Regions from separate parts of the Homo sapiens genome. Here region 2 is linked to region 1. The links are chromatin loops, found by intact Hi-C in ENCODE. Cell type or tissue: Caco-2. All regions are shown on one strand. Each heading gives the region's core, and the rest is flanking DNA. Links, peaks and the distances in the headings are about the cores only. Region 1 has its middle 18 kb from the start of IFT57. Region 2 overlaps HHLA2 (HHLA2 member of B7 family).

Region 1 (16,710 bases), core at 5,551-13,550:
AAATGCCTCAGAGGATCTTGCTCTTTCAAAGGAAACACCAACTTTTTTTATAAAATAAAAAGCAAAAGATCTTTATTCTTGCTTGGAATACAATGACGGCTTCCTTATAGTTTTCCCTCCAGATCTACCCCTCTTTCAGTCTTTTGTCTACATTGTTCCCAAAGTAATCTTCCTGAAATGCAAATATGGACATGCCTCTGTACTACCCGACATTCTTACATGGTTCCCCTATTCAGGACAATATTCAGTTTTCTTAGCTTGCTGTGTAAACGCCAGGGACAGATTCAGGCTTTGTGGGGCTTGAAGCTTATACAGTTGGTAGGGGTGGGGGTGAGGGAGGCATAATTTTTAATAAAAAATACCAAATTTTGAATTTGAAATCAGCTACAGTACTTTGGAAGGGAGCATGCAAGTAAAGCTCCCTGGAACATAAACTGCGCTACTCTCTTGGTACATCTGCCTCTACTGGGGAATTGTTTTATCATCTGAAATGAGGTGAGGTTACCAGATCAATAAATAATGACCAAGATAGGCTGGGCATGGTACCTCATGCCTATAATCCCAGTATTTTGGGAGGCTGAGGCAGGAGGATTTCTTGAGCTAAGGAGTTCAAGACCAGCCTGGGCAACAACCAGTTAAGACCAACCAACTCTGTCTTAAATAAATAAATAACAACCAAGGTAAAGTAACTATCCAACAAGCTGACATTGCTTATAGCCCAGAGATCTCTGACTAGAATTCAAGAGTTAAGGTGGCTGCATATAGCCAGGATGGTGCTTCCTATCAAGAAACAGACTTGCTGACCCTTTATTATAGTCATCATTAAAAGGAGAATATTATGCTCATAGTTTTAAGACTAAATTGTTTTCATATAGGTTCAAGTTTGGCCCTTAAATCACCTAATTAAATAAAATTAGTTAAATTACTTTCCTGTGATTTGAGATTGCAACCCTCTACCCAGGCAGCAACTAACTTCCTGTATTAATCCTTTATTATCTGTTTGAAACATTTATTTAACAATCTTCCTGTCTGGCTGAGTCACAATTCTTAATGATATTTTAATGGTGGCTGATTGGATTCTGTATCTTTTACACCTTTGTCTGGCTCTGCAGTCAATACCACTAAAGTCATGCTAATGGCCCTATGATTAACCCCTCATGCCAGACAAGGGGTCTTCCCCAGTTGAAACTGGAGAAAATTTAATGATAGGAATGCTACACATATTCTGTCGTCATTTTGTCCTACCCTATATAATTATCCTCTCTTCATACTGTAAATTTTAGTCCTCCCTTTTGTTTCCTCTATAGCCTCTTAAAAAAAAAAAAAGCAGTGATTTCTTATTCTTTTATCTTTTGTGACCTTTCTCAAAGTATTTATGTTAGGTTGGGTCCTCCAAGAAGCAGAGGCCAAAATGGGATTAGATATGTAAAAATTTTATTAGGCTATTTGCCTGGGATAGAACATGGGAAGGGACCACAGTCAGATTTTGATGCAAGGCTGTTCACAAGTGAAGAGTAAAGGGAAGCAAGCTTGGGTGGAAGTGCTTGCTTTATGCTGCCATGCAGTCTAAGGGCTCCCACTTAAAGCTGGCAGCCTTCTGCATCATCCTATATATGGGCCAGATCAATATTCTTAGGTTTGGAATCTGTTACCTCCAGAAACCAGAAAGGCTTTCAAAATGCTGTGCTTCTTTCTTTGTGTAGGAGATGCAAGATACAATAGTTTGTCTTTTATTTTGGAGAGGTTGTCTCAGCAGGCCCCCAATCACTGCATCCCCAAAACTTAACTGAAGTGACTGCACCTGACTCTTTGTTGGGTTAATTTCTCATGCTCTAGAGTGCACGCGTCTTACCGAGGCCTCTAGCATACTAATCACCTCTTGCTCCCACTCAATCAGCATCATGTCACAGATATAATGGGGCAGTGTCATGTTCTATGGAATGTCCTGGAGGTCCAAATCTCTTCGGACTCTGTTATGACAGAGGACAGGACAGTTAACACAGCTCTGAGGAAAACTTTAAATAGATAGTGTCTATTCCTGTGAATGCAAACTGTTTCTGATCCTCTTTCCTGATTGGGCTTAAATAGAATGCATTCACTAGATCAGTGCCTGCATAATGTGTATCTGAGGACATATTTGTTCTATCAAGGATACCACGCTGGGCACAATAGCTACAAACTAGGATACTTCTTGGTTGATTCTGTAATAGTCTACAGTCATTCTCCAGGAGCCATCTGGTTTTTGAAGGAGCCAAAGTAGCAAATTGAATAGAGATACAATAGGAACCACGATTCCTGCATCCTTCAGATCTTTAATGCTGTCACATATATTTGCCTTGCCTCTCCAGGTGATACTATATTGTTATTTATTCACTGCTTTGGGATGGCAGTTTCAGAGGTTTCCATTTGGCTGTTCCCGCTGTAACAGCTCTTACTCCACAGGCTAGAAACCTAGTGTGGGGATTACTTTACTTGCCAAATGTATCAGTTTTATTCATGCATTCAAGGACTCTGTTGTCATGAAACATAGTTGCTGTGGTGAGGCAGAGTTCTTCTAAGGCCCCAGGCCCTTCTTTAGCCTATGGGTTATAGATGTGAACATTTGTTGTGGTCTGGGAACTGACCAAGCAAGCAACTGTGACATTGTTGGGCAGCCACCCAGCATCCTGCTCCTCCATTCTTGTCTTTATTTCATTGTAGTGTTAAGCAGCACCCTTGTTAACTGCCCATCTGTTTTGCCCCTAGAACTATGATGCTCTGTTAACCATCTCCACAATTCCCTGTGGGTCAAGCAGCCTTGGCCGCCCCCTGGCCTTGCCAGTCATTATGGTAATTACAGCCTCCTGCCTCCTGATAATAAGTGCTGCCATCTGGCCTCTAGTACATCAAGGCCCCATCATCTTAATGATATTAATCAGGCCAGCTATGTGACTGCCTCTAGTATCATCATCCCTTGCCTACAGAGGGAACCATCATAGAGTTCCTTAGTGGTGCTAGTGCTCCTATCACCAATATATTCCTGATGGCCTTGGGGAATGGTGTGTTCTCTAGGCCCTTCTGAGGAACATAATCTTCTGGTGGGTTTTCTGGCCTTATGGCGTATATCCATTCTACATGTCTGCTTTCCTCAGCCTCAACTCCTTCATCTCCCTACTTCTAGGGCACCTTGAACATTCCCACTTTATTGAGAATTGGCTAGGCTTCTAGAAGCTACACCAGCTGTAAGTTTACCCATCCCCTGGAGTCCTTGCTAGGGTGTTAAATCCTGGGTCTTGAGAAAGTGCTCCCAAGTCAATGAATTCTTTTTATGCAGTTGTACTTTCTGGCCTTTTTGATCAAGCACTTCTAAAATCCACTTTCAGGAGGAATTCACTGACTCCTGCTCATATATGCCCGCTCATTCACATAATTCTTTAGGTATAAAGTCTCTTTCCTTCTTTATAAGGCCCAGCACATCCCCAGGTGGGTTACACTGGGATTTAACCCTAGTTATTAGCCTGGGAGCTAAGGAGAGGTAATAGAGGTAGCCTTCCAGGGCATCATCTGTTGCCTTATATGGGCAAGACTCCTGCTGTGCTGGGAGATGCTCCAGAAGTACTAGTTCTTACTAAGGAAAGGTGGGCTACCTCTGCAATCTTACAGGATCTGGAAGGTTGTAGAGTCAACCTCCTCAGAATATTCAGTCTCTTTTTTCAGTTCCAGGTTTTCTCCATCAGGGAACTGATACTTACAAAATTGATTTGCCTTAGCTTAGCATTAAAATATCTCTGCCTACTTCAGGGTAGTGAGACTTCTTAGGGCTTCAAGTTTAAGCATTCCAGTGAGAAAGGAACATCATTTATGATAGCATCCACTGTATTGTATTGGTCATAAGCCTACTCAGTCTCAGGAGGAGGGAACGAAAATACCTTTTTAAAAAAACTTTTATTTTAGGCTTGGAGGTACATGTGAAGGTTTGTTACATAGGTAAACACATGTCATGGAGGTTTGTTGTATATATTATTTCATCACCCAAGTATTATTGTGATAACACAATAGTTATCATTTATGCTTCTCTCCCTCCTCCCACCTCAAGTAGACCCCTGTGCCTGTTGTCCCCTTCTTTGTGTTCTTAAGTTCTTATAATCTAGCTCCCACTTATAAGTGAAAGCATGCAGTATTTGGTTTTCTGTTCCTGTTTAGTTTGCTAAAGATGATGGCCTCCAGCTCCATCCATATTCCCACAAAAGACATGATCTTGTTCTTTTTTATGGCTGCATAGTTTTTCATGGTGTATATATACCACATTTTCTCATCTAATTTGTCCTTGAAGGGCGTTTAGGTTGATCCCATGTCTTCGCTATTGCGAATAGTGCGGTAATGAATATTTGTGTGCCTGTGTTTTTATGGTAGACGCGTTCCCTTTGCTCCACTAACTCACCAGCATCTGTTACTTTTTGACTTTTTAATAATAGCCATTCTGACTGGTGTGAGATGATATCTCATTGTGGTTTTGATTCACATTTCTGCTTCAGCCCCCAGTCACCTTAGACACTTCGAAGCCTGAAGACTGGAATGGCTAAGTTGTCCAAACAGCAAAGATAGTGGCCTGCTCCTCCCTCTGGGAGCTCTATCCCAGGGAGGTTACAAATCTCTTTCAGCCAGAGAACACCAACAGGGGTGGCAGGAGGCTCTGGTTGGGAGGTCCCACACAGTGAAGAGGAATGGGATTGGGGACTCGCTTAAAGAAGCAGTCTGGCCATGTTTTTATACAGCAGCTGTGCTGTGCTGGGGGATCCCTTCCGCCCCTGGTCTGCTCAGACACTGCAATGCCCAAAAGCTGAAACAGCTAAGTCTCCCAAACAGCAAAGATAGCAGCCCACCCTTCCATTTGGGAGCACTGTCCCAAGGAGAATTCAACATTCTGTTGGCTGGAGAACACCAGTGGGGCTGGCTGGAGGCCCCAGTTGGGAGGTCCCACCCTGTGAGGAGGAATAGGATCAGACACCTACTTAAAGCAGCCGTCTGGTCACATTTTGGTAGAGGAGCTGTGCTTTGCAAGGGGATCCCTTCTACCCCTAGTCGGCTCAGACTCTCCAAAGCCTGAAGGCTGGAATGGCTAAGGCACCCAAACAGCAATGATGGAGGCCCACCTCTCCCCACAGGAGCTCCTTCTCACAGAGGTGCAATACTGCTACTGGTGGGTGGCTGAAATTCCAAGACAGTGGGTCTGATTTTCTGAGGCACAATGGAAGTACAGCCTGCAGGCTGTTACTGCTCAGCCCTCTGGATTCAATCTTTTCCACTGTATGTACGGGGGTCTACCCTCCCACTTTGCCAGAGCTGCAACTACTTTTGCTGGAAAGTCTGAGTATTTAAGGCTCCAGGGTCTCCACACATGCTTGAGCAGCTGCTCCACCAAGACTCCACATAGCTTTGTGTGTCAGACTGAAGGCCCTGGTGGGGTGGGCTCACAAAAAGATCTCCTAATCCAAGGGTTGCAAGGATCCATGGGAGAAGTGTGGTTTCCTGGGGTTGCACATTTTCTCAACGCCTGCCTGGGCAGAGGCAGTTCCCCTGGCTCCATGTTGCTCCCAGGTCCTGTCTTGCTTTTCTTCATTTTCCATAGGTCAGATTGTTTTCTTGATTAGTCCCAGTGCAAGTACCTGAATGTTTCAGTTGAAGGTGTTGTATTTTCTCACCCTTCCATTTCTCTCCGTGAGAGGCACACACATTAGCTGCTTCGAGTTGACCATCTTGGCCACTCTCTACTCACCTTTTGATGGAAGGAGTACCAAATAATTTCGTGGCAGTTTTTTTTTTTAAGGCAGCACAACCAGCCAACAGTCTTCCTGTAAGGAAGGTTTAGAAAACCTGCAGCTTGATTTGTTGCTTCTCAGCTCTCCTGCCATTGCTAGCTTCCTGGATTTATACTCATCATAACCATCTTCAACTTGTATTGAAGATACAATACTATTGTATTGTATTGTATTGTATTGCCTATTTACTTCTGTTTCAGTCTTCCTTCTTTCCCTGCACCTGGTACACAGGTGCTTAATAGGCCCTCAATTGACTGTTCTTCTCTTAAATCTACTTTGGACACAAAATTAACATATATAATAGTGTATAAGGTAGAAAAATAAAATCTAAAGTTCATGTGGACCAAATCATACCATAAGAGCTAGGATTTCTTTGATCTCTCATCTATTATAAATTAAATCCAGGTTAATGAAATCCAGGAATTATCCAAATAACAAATTATAGGGAGCTGTTTCAGAATTCTTTCTTTTTCTGAGGTGGTTGATAAACATTTCAACAACAATCTGACATATAATTCCAAAATAACAAAACCTAAACTTGCCTCCAGAAATGGCCTTTATGAACTGGGAATTAGGGAACTGAATTCTTACCCAAAAGCAATTAAATGGCCTTGAATAGGTAAGCTATGACTTCGTAAGGGTGTTCTCAGTGCAATCAAGAGCCATGTGTTTACCACGGTAAGAGAACTGTAGGAGAGTTAGGAAGAATGACAACACTTTGTCCTGAAGGATGTTCAGAAAAATTATTTCACATTTTACTAGTCATATCTCTCTCTCAAAATCTTACCAAAATGTAAATAAATATTGAATTATAGATTAAAGTATTTAATTTCTATCTGCACGATGGATAACATGCAAAGTAACAAAAGAAGCAAAGGGAAATGAATGAAACTAAAGCAAAATACATCTTATGGCTGTGCATCAAATTACCCTTGAGTTTGTTTAATCTCCATATGATTTATACATGAAGAGCTAGCTAATTTGTGATATTGTTTGGAGAACTCAGAGGTATCAGAATGAAACCAGTTTTTCCAAACTAAAATGAGTTGGGAAAATAAGAAAATCCACCATTTAAAATAAATTGGCTCAGGGACTAGCTAAAACTCAGGACAAAGCTATATCACAATGAAATCCTTATTGGCAACTTAGCTTTGACCTATCAGTAAATACAAAATTCTCACTTTAGTCCTTTGCCGCAATAGATATCATTTATTTATGAAGTTGATTTTGCTGTGACAATTTGCATAATTCAGTAATTTAAGAAATTTACACAATTTTAAAGACAAAACAAGGATGTATTACAATTAGAAAAACAGATTTTCTACCAATCTATACTTTTTGTAATTGATTTAATAAAGCAATAGGTTGGCCTTCAATTGTGCAGAATCTAATTATTGGATTTAGTCCTGTAATTCTTGAAGATTGGTAGGATTACACCTTTATCTTTCTTGTATTCCCCTTGTTTTTGTAGTCAGACTGGAATAGAGCCAAGTGGCTTGCTATCTCCATGATCTTCCTATCTCACTTCTGGCAGGCCTGATCAAAGAGAGAATATATATGTGGAGATGGGAGATAATAGCTCTTCTACGTTGCTTTAGCATAAATTCTACTGGGTTGAAAGCTTAAAATAATATTGAAAAGTATTATGACTCCAGAAAGCATCTGGTTGGGTAGCTATATCCCAACTAGGGGCCAATTCTAAGAATTATGGAGAGAGGGGAAGCAGGGCAGCTATGTCTGACATCAATTAAGACTGCAAAAATAAAGATTTTTGTTTAGTTTGAGAAACTTACTGAATTTACCCAAGTCTTAAGAGAATACAAACATTCAATGTATATTCAGAAATACATGTATTTTGTGATACCTATTTGTCCTTGGTAGTTTCTAGCTATGAAGCCCATGTCATTAATTGAGAATTAATTAATTAATCCTTTTAGGGACGAAATTTACCATTTGATGGGAGTCTTCTCAAACACGTGGTATAAATGATCCTGGTCCATTGAAAACTGGTTCATCAAACAGCAGTTGTGCTGCTATGCAGATGCCCATCCTCCACCATGGGCCTTCTGACGTAGGTGTTTGGATGGAGGCTGTACGTCTGTATGTTTTAAATTTCCGCCATTGACTCTGAAATGCAGCTAGGAGTTATCCTCCAAGGAAAGTCACTGCTCCTAGCTTGCATCTTGTTGCTATGGATAAGAATTCAGAGCCACCTTATTTCTATTTAACAAGCTACTGCTTGTCAGATTAACTACACTTCCCTGTGACATTTTGCAATGTGAATTTTGCTCCCATAGTTTTCACTTCATTCCATTCATCCTGGGCTTTGACTTCCTATTCATACCATTCTACCTTACAGTAAAGATTTTTCTCCTTTATGAAGAGAAAATAAAATCAAAATTAAACAGTTCTACTTTCTTTCACTTGATGACTTTTTAAAAATATTTTTCAAGCAGTAAAGTCTATTCTGTCTTTACTGCTGTCTTTTTCTGCAAACCTAGTTTCAACTTCCTAATGCAAATCTTTATTGTTTTTTGTTATATCCTGTTCCCTGAAACTATAATCTGAGTTGTTGAATTTGTTTACATGTTTCTCTTTTTTCTTTCCTCTTTTACCTGCTAAGTGATTCAGGTGCCAGAGTTTAGTTTGAGTCTCCCATCAGGACGGAACTGCCTTTCACAATAATAGATTATCTGGCATTTCAATGTTCTTAATGTTTTGAAATAAACCTTTCTTATATCTGGCACATTTTTCACAATGTGCTTGACATTCTTTTCTTTGCTTATAATAGATTGTGAGGTGTTTTCACTTTCTCCCAAAGTTTCTATTACTTCTACTTCAAAAAACATTAATTTATGTTGGTTAGAGTGAAATTAATTCAAGAGGAACAAATGCTTTCTCCCCAAAAAGCAGCTTCTTAAAAACCTTGCTTCATCCTTTTGTAAAGGATTTGCTAGGCAAATCAAGAATTTTAGAGTATATTGTCTTTTTTGATACTCCCTCTATACAAACATTTCTATATCAATAGTCAACTCAGACAAGGTTTTATGTAAATAGAATTTTTAATTAGTTTCTATAATAGAAAAAAATTGGAATCATCTAATGTGTCCAGTGGTCCATAGTTAATACTTAACAGTATATATGGGTGCTAATTTAGGCAACATTGAAAAAGGTGTTTTAAGATATGACATGGAAAAATACTTATGTAATACAAAAGTAGATCCGAAAATTGTTAAACAACATGTTCTAAAAATATATGCATACAAAAATCAGATTTTTAAGAAGTTATTTTATTATGATTATTGCATTATGTTTTTCTTTTTTAATTTTCCAAAGTCTCTATCATCATATACTATTGTAAAAATAAGGAAAATTTATTAGATCATTTTTATCATATACATATTCTGTCAATATCTGCTTGTAGTTGCACCAGACCAATCTGCTTCAACTTTTATCTAACAAAGTTGTAAATTGTTTTTTCAGTTGCCATGAACTCTTAGGTCACATAACCTTAGGTCATATGCCCAGATGAACCAAGTGTGCAACCACAGGGGAAGCCTAAGTGCGTAAAGAGTGGGAACTGAATTCAGAAGCTGACATTGCATGACAAGATCTAGGATCCAATCAGATAGAGCTCTGGCATCATTCCATGGCAGGATCCAGTCAGATCATGCGTCCTGGCATCACCTCATTGCAAGATCCCATCAGGTCACAGCTCATTATCCCATGCTTATAAAACCTGACCCAGCCCCCAGCTTGGGGGAACATTGCTTTGAGAATTATCACCAGTGTTCTCCTTACTTATTACAAGTCATAAAATCCCCTTGCTAAACCTTCCTTCATTGTGGTCATTGGTTGATACCTGCTAAGTGTCCAAACCAACCCACTATGTAGGTAACAAAATTCTGGTGACCCAGATGGAATTGGGACTCAGGTCCTGATCCCAAAGTCCTTTAAGGCTCCTTACGAATGAAACAGTAGGCAGAGGCAGCTTGCCTGGACTAACTGACTTACGTTGCCTGAGAGGGGTTGGGTGCCATTCCCACCGACCTCCAGCTTGGTGTCCTGCCCACTGGATTGTCGCTTGGACCTACCCTGATGGATCGCTGGGACCTTTTGTTTGACATTCCTTTGGGGCAGTAAGTGAACTTTGCCCTGTGGGCTGACTAGAAAGGTAATTCTCTGGACCAAGCATAGCACATCTCTGATTGTGTTTCTGTCCCTGGCTGCTTTGTGATCTGGGGGATTCAGAGACATTCCTGTCCTGATAAGGGCAATCTGGAGCTAGATAGCTGACTGTGGGACTAGTTTTAGGAATTAGTTTTGTCGAGAGACAGGCTTTCATAGGAGGCGGAAGGGCTTGGTCTCCCTAGCGCCCTGTTTGCCATAACCTGGATCACCCACCAGAAACTGGAGCTCTGGCATTTGATGCAAAAAAAGAACAAAAACAAAAAAAAAAGGCCAGGTGTGGTGGCTCATGCCTGTAATCCTAGCACTTTGGGAGGCCGAGTTGGATGGATCACCTGAGGTCAGGAGTTCAAGACCAGCCTGGCCAACAGGGCGAAACCCCGTCTCTACTAAAAATACAAAAATTAGCTGGGCATGGTGGTGGGTGCCTGTAATCTCAGCTACTAGGGAGGCTGAGGCAGGAGAATTGCTTAAAACCGGGAGGTGGAGGTTACAGTGAGCCAAGATGGTGCCATTGCACTCCAGCCTAGGCGACAGAGCGAGACTCTGTTTCAAAAAAAAAAATAGTTGAACCCAGAGTGGGCCAAGAGTTGTGGGATCTGTGTCACCACCAATCCTGCCTCTAAGCCTCTGGTGGCTTGCACTAGACCCTGAATAGGTATCCTAGGAAATGAGAAACATTGTAAAAGGACTCTAGCAGCACAAGTCATACAAGTAAACTACAAAAAGTAGAAGGGTAATTGGGAATGCTGATATGTTAATTGGTCAAGATTGCTTTTAAGGCATTTAACAGCTATGACCAAGTCCAAGAAGGGCAAAAACAACTCGAGATGAGAAAACAAGCTATGCTGCTTACCACAGTTCTTAACTGCAACCAGCCAGCACACAAGGAAAAGACAAAGAGCCATGGGTAAGACCCCCTAAGGTCCCCACTGCCTAGCCAAAAGGGTTATCCACCCTTGAGGCCACAACAATGTGCATATTGTAAACTAGAGGGCAATTAGAAACAGGAGTATTCTAACTGTCTCTGGGAGATAGAAGAGGGAGGAAAAGAAGCTTCCCATCAATCAGCCCAGCAGATGTCACAGTTTGCTGATAGTAACCAGAAATAATGAGACCCTGAGGGTCAGGGGCTCCTCTACAATCTAGGAACCCTGGGTAACAATTGCTGTGGGAAAGAGACTCATGGGCTTTCTGACACTAGAGCTAAACTTCTTCCATTAGCCTCCCCTTCCTGCTGCTCTGCCTCTTTACTTTGCTACCTTGTTCTCTCTAAAATTTGATGAAGGGCTTCAGCCATGTGGGATAGATGAATTTCAGCTAAAATTTCTAGTCTGACAGAGACACAGTTTGAATCTAACTGTCCTTTAAAGTAGGGAGTTGTACCAACCCATGGTTAAAGTTTTTAAAAATTAATGCTACAAGATCATTATTTACATCTGGTGGTACGTACAGCTCCAACTGTATTTGTCTATGGTACCAAATTGGCATATAAAAAAATGAGTACTTCTAAACTAAGCAAATAAAAGCCAATGCTTTTCAAGTTCACATGCCTGAGTCATCATTTAGAGAATAAGACTATTCTTAAGTCTTAATAAAACTGTTGGTTTGATGGGGATGTTTGTCTTTTGAAATTTAACTTTAAGGTTCTTACTTTCATGACACCTACCTGATACGCAGTTATATAAGGTAATTAACAGATAATTTGTAATGATGACTAGCTTTGTCTAATGTGTCAGTTCTCATAAGTAATCTAGGTAAACTGCTAAAAACAAATAAATTAGGTAAAGGTAAATGGGATAAATATCTATAAATAAATTTTTTATGTAATTTGAAATCCTAAATTAAATAATAGATACTCGTTGAATCTATGGCTCAGTTCCAAATTAGACAAAAACCAGAACAAATTGCTGATTGGCTTCTTATATTTGATAGACTGATATGATTTGACTGTGTCCCCACCCAAATCTCATCTTGAGTAGTTCCAATAATCCCCACATGTCACAGAAGGGACTCAGTGTGAGGTGATTGAATCATGGGGGCATACTGTTCTTGTGATAGTGAGTGAGTTCTTATGAGATCTGATGGTTTTATAAGGGGCTTTCCCTGCTTTTGCTTGGCACTTCTCCTTGCTGCTGCCATGTGAAGAAGGATGTGTTTGCTTCCCATTCTGCCATGATTGTAAGTTTCCTGAGGCCTTCCTAGCCATGCTGAACTGTGAGTCAATTAAATCTCTTTCCTTTATAAATTATCCAGTCTCAGGTATGTCTTTATTAGCAGCATGAAAATAGGCTAATACAGTAAATTGGTACTGGTAGAGTAGGGTACTGCTGTAAAGATACCCAAAAATGTGGAAGTGATTTTGGAACTGGATAATAGGCAGAGATTGAAACAGTTTGGAGGGCTCAGAAGAAGATAGGAAAATGTGGGAAAGTTTGAAACTTCCTATAGACTTGAAGAATTCAAAAGACAGGAAGATGTGGGGAAGTTTGGAACTTCCTAGAGACTTGTTGAATGGCTTTGACCAAAAAATGAAATCTAGCCTAAGGTGGTCTTAGATGGAGATGAGGAACTCGTTGGGAACTGGAATAAAGGTGACTCTTGCTATGTTTTAGCAAAGAGACTGGTGGCATTTTACCCCTGCCCTAGAGATGTTTGGAACTTTGAACTTGAGAGAGATGATTTACAGTATCTGGTGGAAGAAATTTCTAAGCAGCAAAGCATTCAAGAGGAAGCAGAGCATAAACGTTTGGAAAATTTGCAGCCTGATGATGCAATAGAAAAGAAAACCCCATTTTCTGGGGAGAAATTCAAGCCTGCTGTGGAAATTTGCATAACTAACAAGGAGCTGAATGTTAATTACCAAGGCAATGGGGAAAATGTCTCCAGGGCATGTCAGAGGCCTTTGACACAGTCCCTCCCATCACAGGCCCAGAAGCCTAGAAGGAAAAAATGGTTTCCTGGCCCAGGCCCAGGGCCCCTTGCTGTGTGCAGCCTAGAGACTTGGTGCCCTGCATCCCAGCTGCTCCAGCCATGGCTATAATGGGCCAAGGTAGAGTTCAGGCTGTAGCTTCAGAGGGTGCAAACCCCAAGCCTTGGCAGCTTCCATGTGGTGTTGAGCCTGCAAGTGCACAGAAGTCAAGAATTGAAGTTTGGGAACCTCTGCCTAGATTTCAGAGGATGTATGGAAATGCCTCGATGTCCAGGCAGAAGTTTGCTGCAGGGGCAGGGCCCTCACACAGATCCTCTTCTAGGGCAGTGCAAAAGGGAAAAGTGGGATTGGAGCCCCCATACAGAGTCCCCACTGGGGTACTGCCTAGTGGAGCTATCAGAAGAGAGCGACTGTCCTGCAGACCCCAGAATGGTAGATCCACCGACAGCTGGAACTGTATGCCTGGAAAAGCTGCAGACACTCAATACCAGCCTATGAAAGCAGCTGGGAGCGGGGGCTACCCCATGCAAAGCCACAGAGGCGGAACTGCCCAAGGCTGTGGGAGCCCACCTCTTGTATCAGTGTGCCCTGGATGTAATGCTATCAAAGGAGATCATTTTGGAACTTTAAGGTTTAATGACTGCCCAGCTGGATTTTGGACTTACCTAGGGCCTGTAGCCTCTTTGTTTTGGCTAATTTCTCCCATTTGGAATGGGTGTATTTACCCAATGCCTATACCCCCATTGTATCTAGGAGGTAACTAACTTGCTTTTGATTTTACAGGCTCATAGGCAGAAGGGACTTGTGTTGTCCCAGATGAGACTTTGGACTTAGACTCTTGGGTTAATGCTAAAATGAATTAAGACTTTGGGGTACTGTTGGAAGGGCATGATTATGTTTTGTAACATGAGGACATGAGATTTGGGAGGGGGCAGGGGCAGAATGATATGGTTTGGCTGTGTCCTCACCCAAATCTCATATTGAATTGTAGTTCCCATAATCCCCATGTGTTGTGGGAGGGACCTGGTGGGAGGTAATTGAACCATGGGGTTGGTTACCTTCATGCTATTCTCTTAATAGTGAGTGAGTTCTCATGAGATCTGATGGTTTTATAAGGGGCTTCCCCAACTTTTGCGCAGCACTTCTCCTGCTGCCACCATGTGAATAAGGATGCATTTGCTTCCCCTTCTGCCATGCTTGTAAGTTTCCTGAGGCCTCTCCAGCCATGCTGAACTTGAGTCAATTAAATCTCTTTCCTTTATAAATTACCCAGTCTCAAGTATGTCTTTATTAGCAGAGTGAGAACAAACTAATACAAAGACTAAATATGTTTGGGTCTATAAATATGTGTAAAAATTATGCTAAAGGAAAACATGTTTTTCTAAAAATCATAAAATGGTTTTTGTGTATAAAATACTAATATATTACAGACAATGGAAGTTTTTGTGCTTACTGTGTTTTAAATAAAATTTAGGAGTACTGAGAGTTTAAAAAAATTCTAACTAATTTGTGATTCTATATATGAGGTATGCCAAAAGTAAGATGTTATTAATAAGAAAAAATTATGAGAAAGACATAAAATGTGTTCTTTATTGAGAAAAAGAGTAATTTTGTCTTATTTGGAAGTTATTTAAAGGGAGGTCTAAAATATGGATTTAGGAAGAAATTAGAAACAAGATAGAAGGGAGCCAGCAAATAGGAGAGAGAGAGACGTGAAGAAAGTTATAAATGTGAAGATGTATAGTTTGTATGAGGAAGAATCATATGTAGTAAATCTTTGTCCTAGTGTGAAACGACTCATTACTGAAGAAAGATAAAGTATAAGGCAAGGCAGAAAGTCCAAGTATGTTGTTGACCATGTGAGTAAGTAATGATAAGGTTTATAAAAAGAAAGTTTCTGAAAGAAATTTCAGGTTTGATTAAATTGGCTATAAGTAAAATAATTATTTTTAACAGTCTTACTAAACAATGAACTTTGATGTTAAAACACACTGATACAGAACTTAAAATTTTGGCCCTCCTATATTAAAACAGGGGTTTCTTAAAATATTGGTTTGTTCTTAATAAGATTGGGAGAGGTTTTGATTTTTAATTCTGAAATCTGTTTCTTTAACAGCCTTTCTCTGAATTATGAATTAGTTTCTATTTCTGTCACATTCCTTCCTGAGAACTGTCTATTTTCCCTGGTTTCAGGTTTATCTTGAAGGTCTTAGAAAAGCAATGTTTTACTCCAGTATAACTTGATTTTGTATTAGTCTTTTCTTAATGTGTCTGAACTGTTTCCTGTAACCAGAACTTCTATGCTATTACTAAATGTATTCCCCTGCTCAAGGTTACTGGCCTAAAAAGCAAAGATTGTTTAGGAAAACTGAGCTTTGAAAGGGTTAAGGTTTTTACATCCATGTAATTTCCTGTATTGCTATAGAAGTCTTTTGATTGTCACTCTGGTTCAATGAGTAACTATTATGTAGGAGCAACATATGATTCTGTTGAAGGAAGTACTTTGATTTTATTTATTTATTAATTTTTTACATCTTTGGCAGATTTTCCAGGATCCAAATCTGAATTCAAGCCTCTTAGCCTAAAATTAACTTTGAGATTTTTCCAGGTGGGCCCCCTGGAGAGCATCAAAGAGTATATTTCTCACCTTGTGGAGGTTTTAAATGATTAGACTTATTTGGTAAATAATATGCAAAGTGCTGTCAAATAAGGAATGATGCTTAACTTCAAGTTATATTTATGTAAGTGTGTTATTAAGAGGTGTGAAATTGTATGAGATTCCTAAAATACTGATATGCCAAGATACATGTCATAATTATGATTATGGTATTGGATGGTTGCATGCCAAAGAAATATGTAAATTTCCTTGTCAATTGTAAATTCTCATCAGATCTCTGAATATGTCTGTTCTAGGTTTTTGTCAACCACAGTTTATTGTTTTAAATTCTTCTCTGGAAGCATTTGCAATTGGCTGTAGTCCAAAATTGCCAAATAAGATTGAGCAAAACAAAATTAATGACATGAAATTAAGTAATTGATAAGGATAATGTTTTATGACTTAAATGTTTTATTTTCTAGATTCAAGGAAATTTTTTGTCATAACCTCTCTATAGTTTGCAATAATTGGATAAAGTATCCTTTGTGAACAATGGTGGAAGCATTTTTTTTTCCTCTACCTGATTTCTTGACTCCTACAAAATTGTGGGTCTTATTTTTATTTAGTAAATCCAGTAAAAAAAAAAAAATCTCTCTTTATAAGCAGGATACTATTGGAAACATTGGTTATATTACTAAAGTTTGGACTGAAATGTCACATTTTAAAATGTACATGAAATGCCTGGTTTCAAGAGTTCCCAGCTTTACAGTGAGTGAATGAAAACTGTCACTTCCTAGCAGGCCCAAGAACCTTAAGACGGTAAGTAAAATCTAAAGCTTGCCTTGGTTTGGATTTCCAGTTGCAAGAGGTCCTAAATCTGAGATTTCCTATATGATCAATGTGGAGAGAAACAGTTATGTTTCTAAGGAAAGCAAAAGTATACTTGTTACTAGATTGTAACCCTGTGCATTGTCTTCAAGTCCTTGTTATCTGCCTGTAGACTGGACTAGATCCTGAATTCTTCTCAGTTCCCCTAATATTTGGTTTTAACTAATTCCTGATGAACTCCCCCAGCCCTCTTCCCTCAATCCAGGCTAGGAATGCTCTAGGGACATTCAAGGGATTTCCCCTTTTTAAATCTGACCAACTCTCTAATTAGATTTCAGAACTGGGGACAAGCTAGACTCAGGATACTA
Region 2 (16,710 bases), core at 3,842-11,841, 77 kb after region 1:
ATTCTGTAGAGATTAATGACATATTGTTCCCCTCTTATTGGAAAAAATCAGCTGGCTTAATTGTTAATTTTTTTGAAATTTCTTGGCAAGTCAGAGTAATTCATTTGGATTATCAAGAGAAATGTTCATAGTATAATGATCTGAATTCTGATTCTCACAAGTCATTAATCACTGAAAATGAACTGCATCCCACATCCACATTGGCAGTGAGAATAAATTTGCTTGTTTGTTATGATTATGGATTTGATTTCTCATCTCAGCACATATAGAACTGGATGCCCTTGTGGTACATCTCAAGGCTGATTTGAAAGCTTGAGAGACCATCAAGAATTGGATTTGGGGAAGAGGTGAGTATTTGCTATACTATATTTTACTCTATGTGTATAAATTCCTTGAACAGAAAAATTTTAATACAACATTTAAAAGACATATTCAGTCATCATCTTTAGCACAAATGAAGTTTTGGCAAATGTATGCAGATATTCCTACACAAAAATACTATTTCTTGCACAAGAAATAGTATTACCATTCACCAAAATGCACTATAAATCTGGTAGAGGGTTGTAACTTATAGACCTTCCATGTTGTTTTAAAGAAATATAGAATTAAGAACATTTACAGAAATCTGTTGTTTCTCACTTTACCAAGTGTAAATAGGGGTATGTGTCTGTATCTAGCATATGTACTTAGGAAATTGTTCTACTCATAACAAACCTATGGTCTTTTATCAGCGGTGTGATTTGCAAGTAGTAGAGAACAACACCTGGGAAGCTTGTCTTTCTGTGTTTTCTAATAAGCCTGTAATCATTTTGTTAAGCCCCTTGGGATGGCCTTGGTCTAAACTGCCTCTTGAGTAATCCCAAGTACTGACACAACTTTGCAAATAATAATCAAAGACACATGTAAATATGCCAACTAAATTTGGACCTATGTTTAATGCTTACTTATGTTATTTAGTGCACAGTGAAATATTTAAAGTGATGGCTAACATTTTGAAAACATCAAGTAATATCAAACATTAAGTATTATTTACCCAGATATAAGAAGGAGAAAATGGAAATTCAAGTGAGAGGAGCATCATGGTAAATCAGTCTGTGCCAAAATTATGAATGAAATGGAGCTGCATTCTTGATACTACCTTCAAAAATCCTCCAACTTTTCTAGAGCCAAGCTCTAGAAAAAGCTTATCCCTTTTTCTAGATTTAAGATTGGGTATTGGGCACAAGAAAGGAGTGTAGCTTTCAAGGTTGGTCTTTTCCATAGTTGAGAACTAGAAACTGAGCTAGAGAAATCATACATGGTATATACACATTTGATTGCAGTAACTAGGGCCTGACATAGATTTGATTACTTCTATTTTAATCTCAAGAGATGTCTATGTCCCCAAACTAGTTTACTCTACATCATAGCAGAGAAAATGGACAAAACACAGCTGTTTTGGTAAGTATATAACTCACTTGGTATGAACAGAATTGTGCAGATGTACTGCAGCGGTGTGTCAGTGTCTGCTTATCAGTTCTTGTTCTCTTTTCTGCCCTTCCTCACTCTGCTATGTGCCACATTGCAAGAAACCACATTTCCCAGACTGCCTTTCCCTCTGGCTTCTGTGTATGTCCAGCCAATGGCAGGCACAGGCGGAAAACGGGAGGGCTGGAGGAGAGGGGAGGGAAGAAGCCACGTTCCCCCCATTCACCATTCTTACTTCCTGAGGTGTCCTGCCAGAGGCTGCCTCTCTTCTGCATCCTCTTAGTGGCTCTAATCCCCCCAGACGGTCCAGACTCTCACCAGTTCCTTCTTCTGTTATCCCTCCAGCCTTATGGGTTATAGCAGCTTCTTGTTACTGCTAATTTCTGGATTGCCTCACTCACCCCTATTGCTTCCCAGCCATCACCCATGTGGCCAATTTTCTGTAAGATAATAAATTTCTTCTTTATCAAAAACCTGTGGTGTTTCTGCTCCCTGGCTGGACCTTGCAGACTACTAGCTATGTCAAGGGACAGGGAAAAGTATGAACAGTAGGGCCTGTTGATGTCCTGCCCAGATCCCCTTTTCTAGGCAGGTGCACCCAAACTCCAGCTGCTGTGAGTGCTGGCTGCTAATGGCCTTTGTATACACTCTTCCAGAGATTTACCTTTGCCCAGAGATGCCTGGGAAGCTATGATGTTTCCCCGGGGGTGGCCCATGCCCAATGACAGGCTGATTTGAGGACAAGCTGGCCCCTTGCAGCAAGGGTGAGCAAGTCTGTGGTGCCACTCAGGTTCCAGTGCTCCTGATGCTATGAGATAGAGACCAGACCTCAGCCAAGCTCATTTTTTGCTTGGCTTCTTCCCTTTCTCTGTCCTACTTCCTTGATTCCTTACAATTTTCTCCTGAAAGCTCACCCTCAGTAATTCCACTGCATGATAATCACCATTTCTGGCTCTGCCTCAAGGGAACCTGAACTAAGAGTATATTTTACAGAGGGAATGGAGAAAATCTGTTTAATCTGGTGAGATGGTGAAATGGAGGTTGTGAACAGAGCTTCAATGTAGTGATGATGAAACTAAAAAAACACAACAGCTGAACATTCTTGAGGAACGAACAGTTGTGGGAGGACTCAACATTTTGAAATTAAGGAGAAAAGTGGTGCCTTGCCAAAATTAAGGTCTGGAGAGGCTAGTTTTCATGGCAAAAGGATGATACTGTACTTCTGACCAGTGTAATATGGCATTCCAAGAGTTTTCAAGAGTATCAATACCTGTGGGGTAGTTAGAAATGCAAGTCTGTTTTAAGACTAGAAATATATATTCTGTGAGATAATTATATAAAGACAGTTTTTCTCAGGCTTGAGTCATGCACAATTCTTTATTTTGGAAAAAGGCTGGTGTGGGTAGTCTTGTACCAACGAGCAGGATTGTGATTCGGGGGAGTGAAACCAGCAGTGAGGGAAGGTCAACACAGATGTGTTACTGATTGGATCCCAACCATTGGGAACTATGCTTAATCCCGGGGGATTTTCTGGAGAACATTAGTAAATATGTTTCAGAACCACTCAACAAGGGCAAGGAGTGGGAGCATTTATTCATCCTCTCCAGGGCCCCCACGGATATTACCTCCTCTCTTTCTGGGTTGTGTGTGCATGTGTTGTGGGGGTGCTGAGAGGATTCCTGTGGTGCTCTCAATCTCTGCTTCAGAGCTCTTTGGGCAGTGGTGCAGCACCAAGGCAAAATGCCACTGACTGCCCCTGTAGCTGCCGGTTAAAACCTTCACAGAACTGACTGCTACAATGTGGCTGGAGTAAGAGGTGGACTAAGTAGGTTGAAGTCCTGCACAACAGGTGTCCTGTATGGACCCTACCTGTAGTTATATCCATGGGGTAGTGAAAAGACTGGATATGGAGTAAGGTCTGACTCTTTGCCACATAGACATTAACCTCTGTGACCTTGGGCAAGTCAGTCCTAACTTACTAGCGTGGAAATCGAAGCTAAGAGTGTTCAGGAACTGAACTCCGAGCATACATCTTTCAGGGTTATGATGACTTCATCAGACCCCTCCTTTTTGTCTCCAGACCCCAACTAAGTCCTTCTTAATTTAAAATGCACTATTTAATTATCTTTGGGGACTATGATCAATTTACAGAGGAGGTATCACTTTCTCTTCTGAGTTCCATCATTCCTAGCATTAACTCTAGTACACACCGTGATGTCGCATAATTGTATATACCTTTACTTCTGCTGTGTGGAGTTCAGATTGATTTTTTTTTATCTTTGTGCACACAAACACTAGCAAGCTGGCAATCTGTTGTACTAAGATTTGTGCCTATGAATACTTGATACAGAGAAAGAGGTCAAAGGAGAAAGAGATGGAGGAGATTGGGGGAACAACTGTAGCACTGCATTCCATATTCTTGTGAGCACTTAATCTTGTCAGCAGGAGCAAAGCAAATCCATGGCCCTATACTGTCTCTTAAAAAAAAAAAAAAAATTCCTACTCCTACATCCTTAGGCTGGCCTTTTTTCCATTTTGTGGATTCCTTCCCCTTTTGAATCTTTTCTTGAAGTTATTGAAATTCATTGCTTCCCAATTTTTAAATAGGATAAGAATATTGTTGGGCAGTGAGGAAGATTGGCAGGGATGGGGAGGGGTTTTCCTGACCCCAGATACCTTGAGGCTGGGCCTGGCCACACCATGGCTCCTCTCTCCATGTCACCTGCAACCTCCCCGGTCAAAAGGAAAGCTGAGAAGACGGGAAGGTGAGGAGAGGGCGGTAGGCTGTGAACGAATATTTGTGTACCTATTATAGAGCCAGACATTTTACTTCATCGATTGATGTGTGGATGAAATACATTATTTTTATCCACTGCCACCTTGAACCTCCATTTCACAAGGAAGGAAACAGTTTAAAGATTATCATATTATAAGTCATCTCACTTGTAAATTTTGGAGCTATAAGTCACAGCCAAGCCTGACTCCAGAGCCCATGCTCTCACTGCTTCCTGCTGAAACACCCACTGGGTTGACCCCAAGGCTCAGGTGTCACCACTGTCAAAGAAGCCTGCCACTCTGAATTGGGATTTTTTCCCCTACTTATCTGAATAGAAAGTTTGCTGTCCTACTAAGCAAGATATCAAGCTCCGGGCCAAAATTTATTTTCAGCTCTTCAGTAGAACAAACACCCTTATTTTCCCAGATGGGTGGGAAATGGTGCTTTTGTACCCACGTTAAGCATTTTATCAGAGGCTCTCACCCTGTGGAATTAAATTCAAGGGGGCTCAGCAAGTGTGTGCCAGGGGTGCATCCTCTTGCCTCTCTGCCCTTAGAAGAGCCTTAAGTTCAGAGCTGAGCCCTGGATATTCCATAAAAGTGCTGTGCATGCTGATTGAGACTTGCAGCTTTGGAGACAAGAACTTCAGCTATCAGAGAACCCTCAGATATGACCAAGATGGATCCTGTTCCATAGAATGGGAATTACAGTCTCTTATAGCTTAAACGTGTGTCCAGGATCCATGTCAGTATACTTTCTCAGAGCAACTACCCTATCATTGCATGTGATATATGTCTTAAAGGCGTCATTAAGCCAATTAGGATATGTTGCCTTCTGTATATTTTGTGCTAAATCCTCTTTATTAGAAAATAATCAGAATTTGAAGCTTGATTGATGTTTGGCCCAGTTTTAAGTATTATTTACCAAACTAGAGATAGCTACTCTAATCCATTTAGAATGTTAAGAGCAGACCTATATAAGCCTCATGGGAGAATAGAGTCGTGATGCTTGTTCAAAATTTTTGGAAAGCACCCCAGCTGGCAGCTGGCTTCTCTTGGTATTTTAAAAGGGCATATAATAAGCATAAATAGAAGTATATGTGGTAGTTTTCTTATGGTTGTTTGTTTGTTTTTAAACTAGAATGCTATACCTTGCGTTTTCTTTTATCTTGATTTTTCAAACATCTACCTGGCCCTTAAAGCTACCTCCTTCACAAGCCTGGTCTATTTGTGTGGTTTATATGTGCTGGATGTTTATTTGGGTAATCTAAGGTAGCAGAAGAGGAATATATTTAGTCATCTAACCTTTACAATAAGGAACATTTGAAATGTCAGCATTTTATTTCAGGAACAGGTGAGCTATTGCATTATAAGGCTTTTATTTATTTATTTACACCCTACATGTTTCTGAAATTTGAAACAGCTTAGAACAGCTTATGACAAACAGTAAAAAAAAAAAAAATGAAAAAAAAAGATGAAAGAGGAAAGAGTAAATATTCCAGCCGGAAAAGTCAACACAGTTGCTGTGATAAAGTATAATCCTGTGTCTAAGATTCTTGGAAACAGGGCAAAGTGAGAAACAAATTATAAAATCTTTAATATTCAGAAAGAAGGGAAGAAGTTCCTCTGGTTAAAAACAAGTACTAAGGTGGCCAGATACTGGGTCAGGTGCCAGAGGCAAAACTACATAGACATGAATGCTATTCTCATGAAGCTCACAGTATAGTAGGCATGATAAATATTAAATCTATCGATATATAACTAATTATGCTTAGCTTTTGTATCATTTATGGAAAAGTAAGAGTTCCTAAATTTGCTTAAATGTCTCTGGCTTAGAATCCTTCCTTGACTCCCCAGTCTAAGACCTGAAAGATTAAAAGGCATCACCCAGGTTCAGAGACCAAGAGAAGTGATGGGGTAGGCTGGAGAACCTGCAGACAACTGGTGTACCTTGGAAGAGAAGGGCCCAGAGGATGCTGGAAAGGGAGACAGTTACAGCTAGGTCAACCACATCCCAATGCACTGATTAAGCTTTACTTTATCAAAGAAAAAATGTGGATTTAGGTAAACAGCTTTTATTTCTCCAGAAATATTGGCTTTTATTTTGAAATTACTATGCTTACTAAATCGCACGCTTTAGGCCCTATTTTTTTTTCCAAATAAAATTTGGCAACCCTATGTCAGTTCACGAAAACCATTTTCTTTAGGAATTTAACTGGTCCATGAAATCCAAAAAGCTGTGAACATTGGTCCACTAAGACCCTCAATAAATATGGCTGGAGAGATAGGAGGATAGAAAAAGTTTAGAGGTGAAGCATGACTTAGTGACAGGATTTCTTCATGGGACTAAGTTAATGTCTTCTAAGCACAAAAATCATGGCTGTTGTGGACAGTTATCCAGATTGAACAGTGTACTAGGCTCATGGGGTAAATAGAAATTGCAATCCAGTCCTGGTTCCTCTCACCAAAGCATGTACCATGGTAGGAGGCAGGGTCTACCTGGAAGAAGGGGAACCTTTTGTCTTTATAGAAAGACACTGTGGCCAGTGACAGCACATATTCTTCCTGTGATCCAGCTTAATCCAAGGGTAGAGTTTAACGAATCTGTAGAAGTGGATATACGGTGTGCAACTAGGATCTCTGTGACATTTCTAACCAGGATTTTTTTAAAGTATAGACACATTCTTCACTATCCTCTAGTAGGGTGGTCTAAAGTCCCAGCTGTTGCTGATTAAAGATGGCTATGTAGGCTTTAGAAATTAAGCAGGCAAGTGGAGGACTGAGCAGCAGTGAGGGAAGAAGGGAACATCTGGATGTCCCAGCCCTTGAGGTTGGTACTTTATTATTTTACATAGGCAGGATGTAAGTTTACTAATAGAATCCTGATTAATCAAATCTGTAAGAGGGTGAGGTAGCCTAGGATAGTAGGGAGATTACTTCTTTTTTTTTTTTTTTTGAGATGGAGTCTCACTCTGTTGCCCAGGCTGGAGTGCAGTGGCACGTTCTTGGCTCACTGCAACCTCTGCCTCCTAGGTTCAAGCGATTCTCCTGCCTCAGCCTCCCAAGTAGCTGGGATCACAGGCACGCACCACCACAGCTGGCTAATTTTTGTATTTTTAGTAGAGACAAGGTTTCACCATGTTGGTCAGGCTGGCCTTGAACTCCTGACCTTGTGATCCGCCCGCCTCAGCCTCCCAAAGTGCTGGAATTACAGGCGTGAGCCATCGCACCCAGCCTGGGAGATTACTTATTAAAGAAAATATTGTCGGGCATGGTGGCTCACACCTATAATCCCAGCACCTTGGGAGGCTGAGGCAGGCAGATCACCTGAGGTCGGGAATTCGAGACCAGCCTCACCAACATGGAGAAACCCTGTCTGTACTAAAAATAAAAAATTAGTCAGGCGTGGTGGCACATGCCTGTAATCCCAGCTACTCAGGAGGCTGAGGCAGGAGAATCACTTGAACCAAGGAGGCTGAGGTTGCAGTGAGCTGAGATCATGCCACTGCACTCCAGCCTGGGTGACAGAGTGAGACTCCATCTCAAAAAAAAAAAAAAAAATTCAATATTAGCTTTGACTGTAGCCAATTTTGAATTTGGTCCTTATGGAGCAATATTTTTCTTCAGACCTCACTATAAAGCAGAATAGAATGGTTCTAGACAATAACTTTTCATGGAGGGTATAGCCAGTCATCATCAATGGCCATGGATAAAATCCTAACTAAAAATTCCACTTTGACAAACATGGTCTCCTAAATATGTCTACCAGGATGCATTAGCTGCAAAGTGCATCCATCCATGGGTTACAGGGTAAACTGACCTTCTCTATGGAGTTCTCTTATAATTCACCAGTTATATTGGAAACTATGCTGAAAACAATGCCTGCACTTAGCTAATGCTCAGTCTAATTCCTGGAAATAAAAAATCACCCAAATTATTTTCCTTTTCCCCCAACATCTTTTTCTTCGTATTATACTAATTCATGTTCATTGAGGAAAAATTAGAAAATGGAGAAGAAAAAAAAATCACAACTCTATCATGTAAAGAAACAATACTAACATTTTACTCATGCTGTCAAATATTTTCCTACCCACATATATTTTGCCTGTGTCTGTCTTTAAGCTATAAGTTGTGTTGATCCTGCTTCTTACAACCTACTTTAGATCAGCTTTACTTCCATCCTACACCATATGGAAGTGCATTCTCCAAGATTCCTGGAATTCCCCAGAGATTCATATTTATCTTTGTCTCTTTGTCAACATTGGTTATGACATCTCATTTCTTTCATTTTGTAGCTATTTCCTTTTCTCCACTTCGCAAATAGCTCCATTCTCCCCAAACACATACAATATCACTCACAAGGTAGCTCTAAGTTCTTTGGCCACTGACTACCTTGTTCCTATGCTCTTTCTCTGTTCCTTCTCTCTTCTCTCCTTCCCACATCCGAAATTCCTGTTTATTTCTTATTTATGGTACCTTAGGAACATGCCTTGATGAGATAGTTCAGAATATGAGGGCCTGGGTGGGAAAGAGGCAAAGACCCTAAAAGAAACCATAGTGATAGCTAGTAAAATACTTTTTTTTTTTTCTCACACCACATCATGTACTTGACTTAAAGAAGGAAAATAGAGTCATATGACTTTGGCATACAACTTCTCCATTGGTCAGGCTGAAGCTTTCTTGGAACCCCACTCTAATCTGAGACTCTTCCCACTTGATCTTCCTTCCTTCCTCGACTCTTTTCAAGTGTTAGAACTTTATTATGATCTTAAGCTTCTTCTTGCCTTCTTCAGCTCCTTCTCCTTGTCCTTCTTGAATATTCTACCAATAAATCTTCTGCAATAATTCTGTCTTGGCATCTGCTTCTCTGAAGAACCCAAAATAATACACACACACACATTTACCAAGTGACCATAAAGAGTCACAAAACCTGTTCTTGCAAAACTTGGTGATGTGCCAAGCTCGTTTCTTTTAGGTACTTGAAGTTCCTTTCATGACAAGTTTACTAGAGGCAGACACTAAAATATTCTAGTGCTAACTGCTCTTGCGGTTTCTATCATACTCCTATTAATGCAAGAGCAGATGTGCTTGTACATTTTTCCAACAATAAAATATTTTGAGTATCTCTTTTGCTAGTTAGCAAACCCGATACTGATGGAGTTAGTTCTCATTGAAGCACTTGCAGTAGCTGCTTCTAAAGCACAGATTTGTGGAGTGCTTGCTCTGAATAGGATTCTTCAGATATCAACTAACCATCCCTGTGGAGCAGATTCGCCCCGTGCATGCATGTACATATCACATAGCCTATGCATATTTGAAATAAATTTCAGTATAATGTCGACTTTACCCATGACAGTAAACAACAGCATGTCATGACTGCATAATGGTCAATTGCATGAATATCCCACTTATTTTAATAAATTCTGCAAGATAGGTTATTTTGGGCTCCTAAGTTTTCACTGTTTCTGATTTAGCAAATCTGTATACTTTGCAGTGTCCAACTTTTCATAGACTATTTCCTAGAAGAATTATTGGCTTAAAAAGCATGGCCAATTTTAAGGTTTTTGATATTTGTTGCCAAGAAGTCAGCCAGGAAGTTTGTTCCAATTTACACTTGAACCATTTCTATATGAGTAGGCTTATTTCTTTTCCTTTTATTTTCTGCATGTGAAATTATGTGTAAAATGTACAGTCCAAAGAACAACAGAAAAAAACCTAACCCTTGAATCCTCCACCAAGGTTATGAAATAGAATTTATTAAGTTGGTGCAAAAGCAATTGCGGTTTTTGTCATGACTTTTAATGGCAAAGACCACGATTACTTTTGCACCAACCTAATAGAATCCTCCTGCATTTGCTGATTCTCATCATACTTCTTCATGCCTCCCCTCTTCACAGGTAAATCATCTAGAATTTAGGGTTATGCATTCCCTTGGTTTTCTTCATAGTTTTCATAGTTAAATGATAGAGTGTGTGTGTATATATAACTATTTGTAGTCCTAAATATTATATAGATTTTTTAAATGTGGGCGGCAAATACAAAGCTAGTTGTGTGAGGAGGGTATGGTCACCGCTGTTAGGTAAAGTTGTCTAGGACAAGATGAACTTGCAGTCTTCTGCATCCTGGGACTTTATAAGGGGGCTTTCTGGTATATTCAGAGGGAGAGACCATGAAGCTCACCACAGTCCATACATTTGCAAGGACTGTAATGCAAAGCAGGTACTAACCACGTGATCAGTGGGAGTGGCATGAATTACCCTGGGTTTCTTGCTGCTAAGCTTGTTCCAGCTCGCAGAAGTCAGTGATAACAGAACACTTTGGCAGAATGAATAAATGTCCACAGTTGATTTAGGCAGCAGGACCTGGAAGAAAGAATAAGGAATTTATTAGCAAATTGTCAAGATCACTAGATTCGTATCCGGGCCAGTCTCACCAGAACATTTCTCCAGGTGTTTAAAAAAAAAAAAAAAAAAAAAGACTGTGCCAAAGCAGTGGGGATCATGGTTCTAACAGGCAGAGGCATGTCCATTTAGACTCACTCCTCTCCAGTCTGGTCCAGATTCCAGCTAGCATTTTGGAATGTCTGTTCACCATCCTCCTAGGAATCCCTTGACTCCTCTTCTATTTTGAACTAATTTTCTGTATCACGTTGTCGTCTTTATTGGTTTATACTCTTATTTTGGTGGAGCACATTTTCCCATAGCTTCTTGAAAAGAGAGGATGGGTAATACATTTATTTTGTTTTTGAGATAGTGCATGTCTGAAAATGTCATTCTGCCCTCCCGTTTGGGAGTTTGACCATACTTGCAAGTTACAAGTAATTTTTCTTTAGAATTCTGGATGTGGTTGCGTTTTCTTTTTGCTGGCAAGTCATGCTGTTGCAAAGTCTGAAGCCACTATGATTCCTGGCCCTTTCTATTAGCTTTTTTCTCCTGGAAGTTGATGGACTCTTCTTTTTCCCTAGTTTTCTGAAATTTCAAAATGGAGTATCTTTGTGTGAATGCTTTCATCCACCACTTTTATTCAGTAAGCTTTTTTTCAGTAATAGCAATTCATTTATTATTCTGGAAAATTTTCTTAAATACTTTTGTTTTCTACCCTGTTTCCTGTTTTCTCTTTTTCTCTAGATTTTTTAGAGTTGTCACCTGATTTTAAAAATCTTTTTTGCTTATTTTCTGCCTCTGTGTCTATTTACTGTCTAGGAGACAGTCTCTACTTTATTTTCTAACCCTGTTAATGACTTCTGCTCTTATGTTCTCAATTCCAAGATGTCTTTTCTGTTAATTTCTTATGCCATTCTGTTCCTTTTTTATGAATGTAACTTTTTCTTATCTCTCTGAAGATGTTAGTTATAGTTTTATTTCATTTGTTTTTGTTGATTTTCACCCTCGCTTGCTTGCATATTTTTATTTACTCCAGGATGTCTTTTTGTAAGGGAGGTTGGTTTCATTTATTTCTGTCTTCTGTGACAGCTTTCCTCAGGGTATCTGGTAATCCCTCAATGTCTGCTTAACATTAAGAATGAGGGAAGCTTATTGGAGGCTCTAAGAGCTCGGACTGTGGGCCATGCCTCTCAGGCGGAAGTCACTGGAGGGTGATACAGGCTGGGTCTCTGTGTTCAGCATTAGATATCTGTTTGATAAATTAGTCTTAACCTCTACCTTAACTCTAATCTGTGCCTGGACCATCAATTCAGACATTATTATGCTTTGTTTCTCCATGGATTTCTCCAAAGAAAGGGGCAATTGTTCAGTAAAGTGGAGTGCAGGAGAGAATCTAGGGGGTTTAACTTCTTAAATCGTTTAAGAGTCTGACTCCATTTTTATCTTTGACTGCTGAGAGCTTTCATGCCCACCTCCTCTTTCCTCTTCTGCCTCATATTTGAGCAAGTTGGTAAGAAAGCTGGTGCTGCCCCCTGGACACAGCAGAAAGTTCAACCTATGTGGGGGAGTGGATTTTCCCTCATCCAACCGCCTATCTATGATAAAAACCAAGTCTACTTATTCTCATTCTTGCTTTCGAAACGTTCTCAAGCTCATTCCAGACTAGCCTGGGTGTTGTCCCACTATGTTTAGAAAGTTCCATGATGTAATACAATGTGTTCTCACCTCTTGGTGTGTACATGGCGTCATCAGTCAGGACGTCTCACCTATTAATTGGGAGGGGTTCATCCCACCTGCATTGGATGGCTGTAAGAAATAGCTTTCCTATGAGGTTTTCTTATCTTAGTCTTTTTCTTTTTTTTCCATTACCAGTTCCAAAGCAGTTCCTATGTCTTTTGAGTACTATATGGTACAAGTTGGTGGACTTTCACATTTTCCCATTAACTACAGATTCATTTTCTTGGGTTTACTAAGTCAGTTACTACTTGCCCATTTTTCTCTAGTTTCCAAATTTTTGCTGACTTTTTTGTTTGTTTGTTTGTTTGTTTTGACCTCACCTCTTTTTCTGCTTTATCCATTTCTTAAAAAACAAAAACAATCCTTCCCATAGTGGGGGGGTCTGTGGTTGGGGGGCAGTGAGGTGGGGATGGTTAATGGAATAGAAAGAATGAATAAGACCTACTATTTGGTAACACAACAGGGCGGCTATAGTCAATAACTTAATTGTACAATTTTAAGTAACTGAAAGAGTATAATTGGATTGTTTTTAACTCAAAGGATAATTGCTTGAGGGGATGGATACCCCTATTCTCCATGATGTGCTTATTTCACATGCATGCCTGTATCAAAACTTCTCATGTACCCCATAAATATATATACCTACTGTGTACCCATAAAAATTTAAAAAATTTGAAAAGAAAAATCCCTTCCCTAAATTTTTATTGAGTTAAGGAGATAAGAAACAAAATTATAAACATGTATTTAAGCTGCTGTCTTTACCCAGAAATCCTGAGTGGGCTCATCTCTTCACACCTTGTCAACAATGGGTGCTTTTCTCATTTATTTAGTAAATGGATTTCCCTGAAATCCGTACTATGTTCTAATTGCTTTGACAACTGAGATTATTCATATTATTGGATTCTGGTCTAAACTACTTGTTCATATAACTAAAAGCCTAAAGGACAATTTCATGATTTGTGGCAGATTCTCACATTTAGCCATTTGGTTTACCCTAAATTTGCTTCCATTTTTTAGTAGTGCTCTATTGTAATGCAGATGGAAAACATCACAATGTTCTAGAAGGGAACTGAAATGAAAATGAATTATCTATACCTATCTCCACTCCACTTATGTAAGGGAAATTGAAAGATAATCACTTCATGGGTATCCATTTAAAATAAAAGCCACTTTTCTTTTCTTATTGCTTGTGAAAATTCAACCCATCTTTTGAACAAATTTAGCAGTGATTTACAATTTTTGGTTAAAAATGCCAGACTTAAGATTTCAAAATGCACTCCTTTGTTAGAAAACAATGATTTCATCAAATGGTAACCCTACTTTGTCTTAATAGTTAATTCACAGGTTGGTGAATCTATTTATTATTAAATGTAATTCAAAGGTTATTTTCACAGTAAAAGCATACAGATAAAAATTAGCCCCTTCTCATAAATACCAGAGTCCTAGTCTCCCCTCTCAGAGGCAGTGGACTACATTAAATTTATTATTACATACGTTTTGAGAAATTATTTATGTGAATACAAGCATATATATGAATATGTAAGCTTTTTTCATATAACAAGAGCATTTTTGCTGTTCCATGCCTTATTTTATTAACTGTACATTTCTGAAGATTTGACTGTATCAGCACATTTAGATCTTCCTTATACTTTTAATATTTTTGTGAAAATAGAATAAATACAGAGAAGTGCACAAAACATAGCTAAATGAATCAACACAAAACAAAAGCCCACAAGATAACCACCTGGTTTGCCAGGCAATCAAGCACTCCTAGGCTTTCACAAGGCTCCTTCATGTCCCCTCCAAGTCACTACCTTCTCTGTCTCTGTCAAAGGAAAATACTTTCTAGCTTCTAGCTTCTATGGTAATCCTGTCCTTGCTTTTCTTTAGTGTTATACCTAGGTGTACATCCTTAAACAGTACAGTTAAGTTTTGCCTGTTTTCAGAATGTCAGGTAATTCAAATCATACAGTAGGAGTTATTTTGTGTCTGACTTACTCCGTGCTTTCTATTCATCTCATCTATTCTAGGGCTTTTATATGCTCTAAATTTTTCCTTCTTTCTGGGCCTTGCTGCAAATTTGTAATTCTGTTTCTCCCCCTACCTCTTTAGAAGTTATGCATTCTATAGTTCTTTTACTTGTGAACCACCAAATTATGATATACTTCATTGGTTCTTAAAACCTTACATTAATTGGTATTTTATACTTTTCATGGGCAATGAAAAGATTCTATATTCCTTTCAGACATCTCACTTTTTTTTAGCCCCTTCTAAAGTCTTAAGCCATTATTAGGTACTTTAATTCTGTCTTTAATCTGTATTTAAAATATGAATGTCAGTGTGTTTTATTTATGTTTAAAATTTATATATTTAAAATCTTATTATTGTCATTAGTCTCATTTATTTTTTAGAAAGACATTTATTCAGTGTCATGACCAGACTATTACATTTAGAAATAAACAGCATGGGTGCAAAAAACAAAAAAAAACTATGTTAAAACCCTTTGATGGAATGCTTTAAACGTTCCACAAACAGAAACTAAAATAACCTCTAATGCAATTAGTCACAAATATAGTTCTTCAGTTTTTTGCCCATGCATATGAGTATTGTCTTAAATGTGTCATCTTTGTAGCAGGTAGGCCTTGCCACCACTGTGCTTGGCTGAATTCACAAATCTGTTGTAACCTGTACCTCCCCTGTCACTTCTCTGGCTCTCCTCTCCTGTTAAGCTTTGCTTCCTGGCAGTAATTAAAACCTTCTGCTACTATTGCTACTGGAACCATCATAGCCATCTTGGTTTTGTAGTTTGGCAAAGTATTGGCCTCCCCCACCATAGGAACTAGAGTTTCTGCCTCCAAAGTTCCCTCCCTTCGTAGGCCCAAAATTTGAAGATTGATTATTGTAATTGCCAAAAATCGTTATAGCTTTCTCTACCTTCAAAATTGTTTCTATCTACCAAATCCATTATAGCCGTGCCCGCAGCCACCATATCTACGATCACCACGGCTGCCACCAAAGCCACCACAACCATTGAAGTTTCCTCTACTACCAAAGTTGTCATTCCTACCAAAACTACCTCCACGACCACCACTCACATCTCTAGAACTACTTTGACCTCTTTGGCTGGATGAAGCACTAGCCATCTCTTGCTTCAATAAGGCTTTCCTTATTTCATGATTGTGGCCATTCACAGGATGGTATTTCTGAATGACAGTATTATCCAGGGAGTCATGGTCATCAAAAGTTATGAAAGCAAAGCCCCTCTTCTTGCCACTGCCTCAGTCAGTCATGATTTCAGTCACTTTAATTTTCCATACTGTTCAAAATTATTTCTTAGGTGATGGTCTTCGGTGTCTTTTTTTTAATGCCACTACAATCTTTTTCACATTTAAGTGGTTACCTGGTCTCTGAAGTTCTTCATTTGAGACAGCTCTGTTTGGTTCCACAACTCTTCCATCCACCTTGTATGGTGTATTCGTCCAATTTGATGCCACTGATAAAGACATACTCAAGACTGGGTAATTTATAAAGGAAAAGAGGTTTAATGGACTTACAGTTCCACGTGGCTGGGGAGGTGTCACAATCATGGCAGAAAGTGAAAGGCACATCTTACATGGCAGCAAGCAAAGAACAAATGAGAACCAAGCAAAAGGAGTTTCCCTTTACAAAACCATCAGATCTCCTAAGACTTATTCACTACCATGAGAACTGTATGGGGAAAACTGCCCCCATGAATCAATTATCTCCCACTGAGTCCCTTCCATAACATGTAGGAATTATGGGAGCTACAATTCAAGATAAAATTTGGGTGGGGATACAGCCAAATCATATAAGATGGCTTTGCATTCATGGCTATATCTACCTCCATGGTGACATATGGGACAACCCAAAACCCCTGGAGTGCTTGGTGTTTGAGTCTCTCATTACTACACAGTCCATAAGAGTTCTCACTGCTCAAAATGGCTGTAGAAACCCTCATCAGTTATTTCAAAGATCAACCATGTGATGAAAAGCTTCTGCAGCTGTTCAGGCTTTTTAGGAGACTCTGACTTAGACATGGCTGCTATGGAAAGAGAGACTTTAATGATGCTTCTGCAGCAGCATCCATGGGGAGAAAGCTAGTCTACTTATTTAAATTTGCCCTATATTCATAGCTCTTCATCCCTTCCTGAATTTGAGCTTCCACCTGGTATCATTTTCCTTCTGCCTGAAAAACATGCCTGTAGTATTTCACTTAGTGCAGTTCTACTGGCTTCAAATTATGTTTTCTGTGTCTGAGAATTATTTCACTTTATTCTTGAAATATTTTTGCTACAATTTTGGGTTGGAAGTTATAATTTGGGGGTTG

What was found. Hi-C counts contacts between places; a loop is a spot of excess contacts. Peaks named below come from ENCODE experiments on the same cell type or tissue, not always from the same donor. Only the 100,000 strongest peaks of a DNase experiment are listed, where the experiment ranks them.
Region 2: it touches region 1 in a loop (4-fold over the local background); 1 of 110 quality-filtered maps calls a loop at or near these places.

What each region holds. Positions count from the first base shown.
Region 1 is chr3:108,231,949-108,248,658 of GRCh38, forward strand. No RefSeq gene overlaps it. Among named protein-coding and RNA genes, the nearest start is that of IFT57, 18 kb to the left of the region's middle. In Caco-2, for the core only: no CTCF peak of the experiment used is centred there; a DNase peak (open chromatin) is centred at 9,973.
Region 2 is chr3:108,310,395-108,327,104 of GRCh38, forward strand. HHLA2 (HHLA2 member of B7 family) reads left to right here. Exons shown (of 10, transcript NM_001282556.2): 2 at 261-347. It also overlaps the pseudogene HNRNPA1P17. Among named protein-coding and RNA genes, the nearest start is that of HHLA2, 22 kb to the left of the region's middle. In Caco-2, for the core only: no CTCF peak of the experiment used is centred there; no DNase peak of the experiment used is centred there.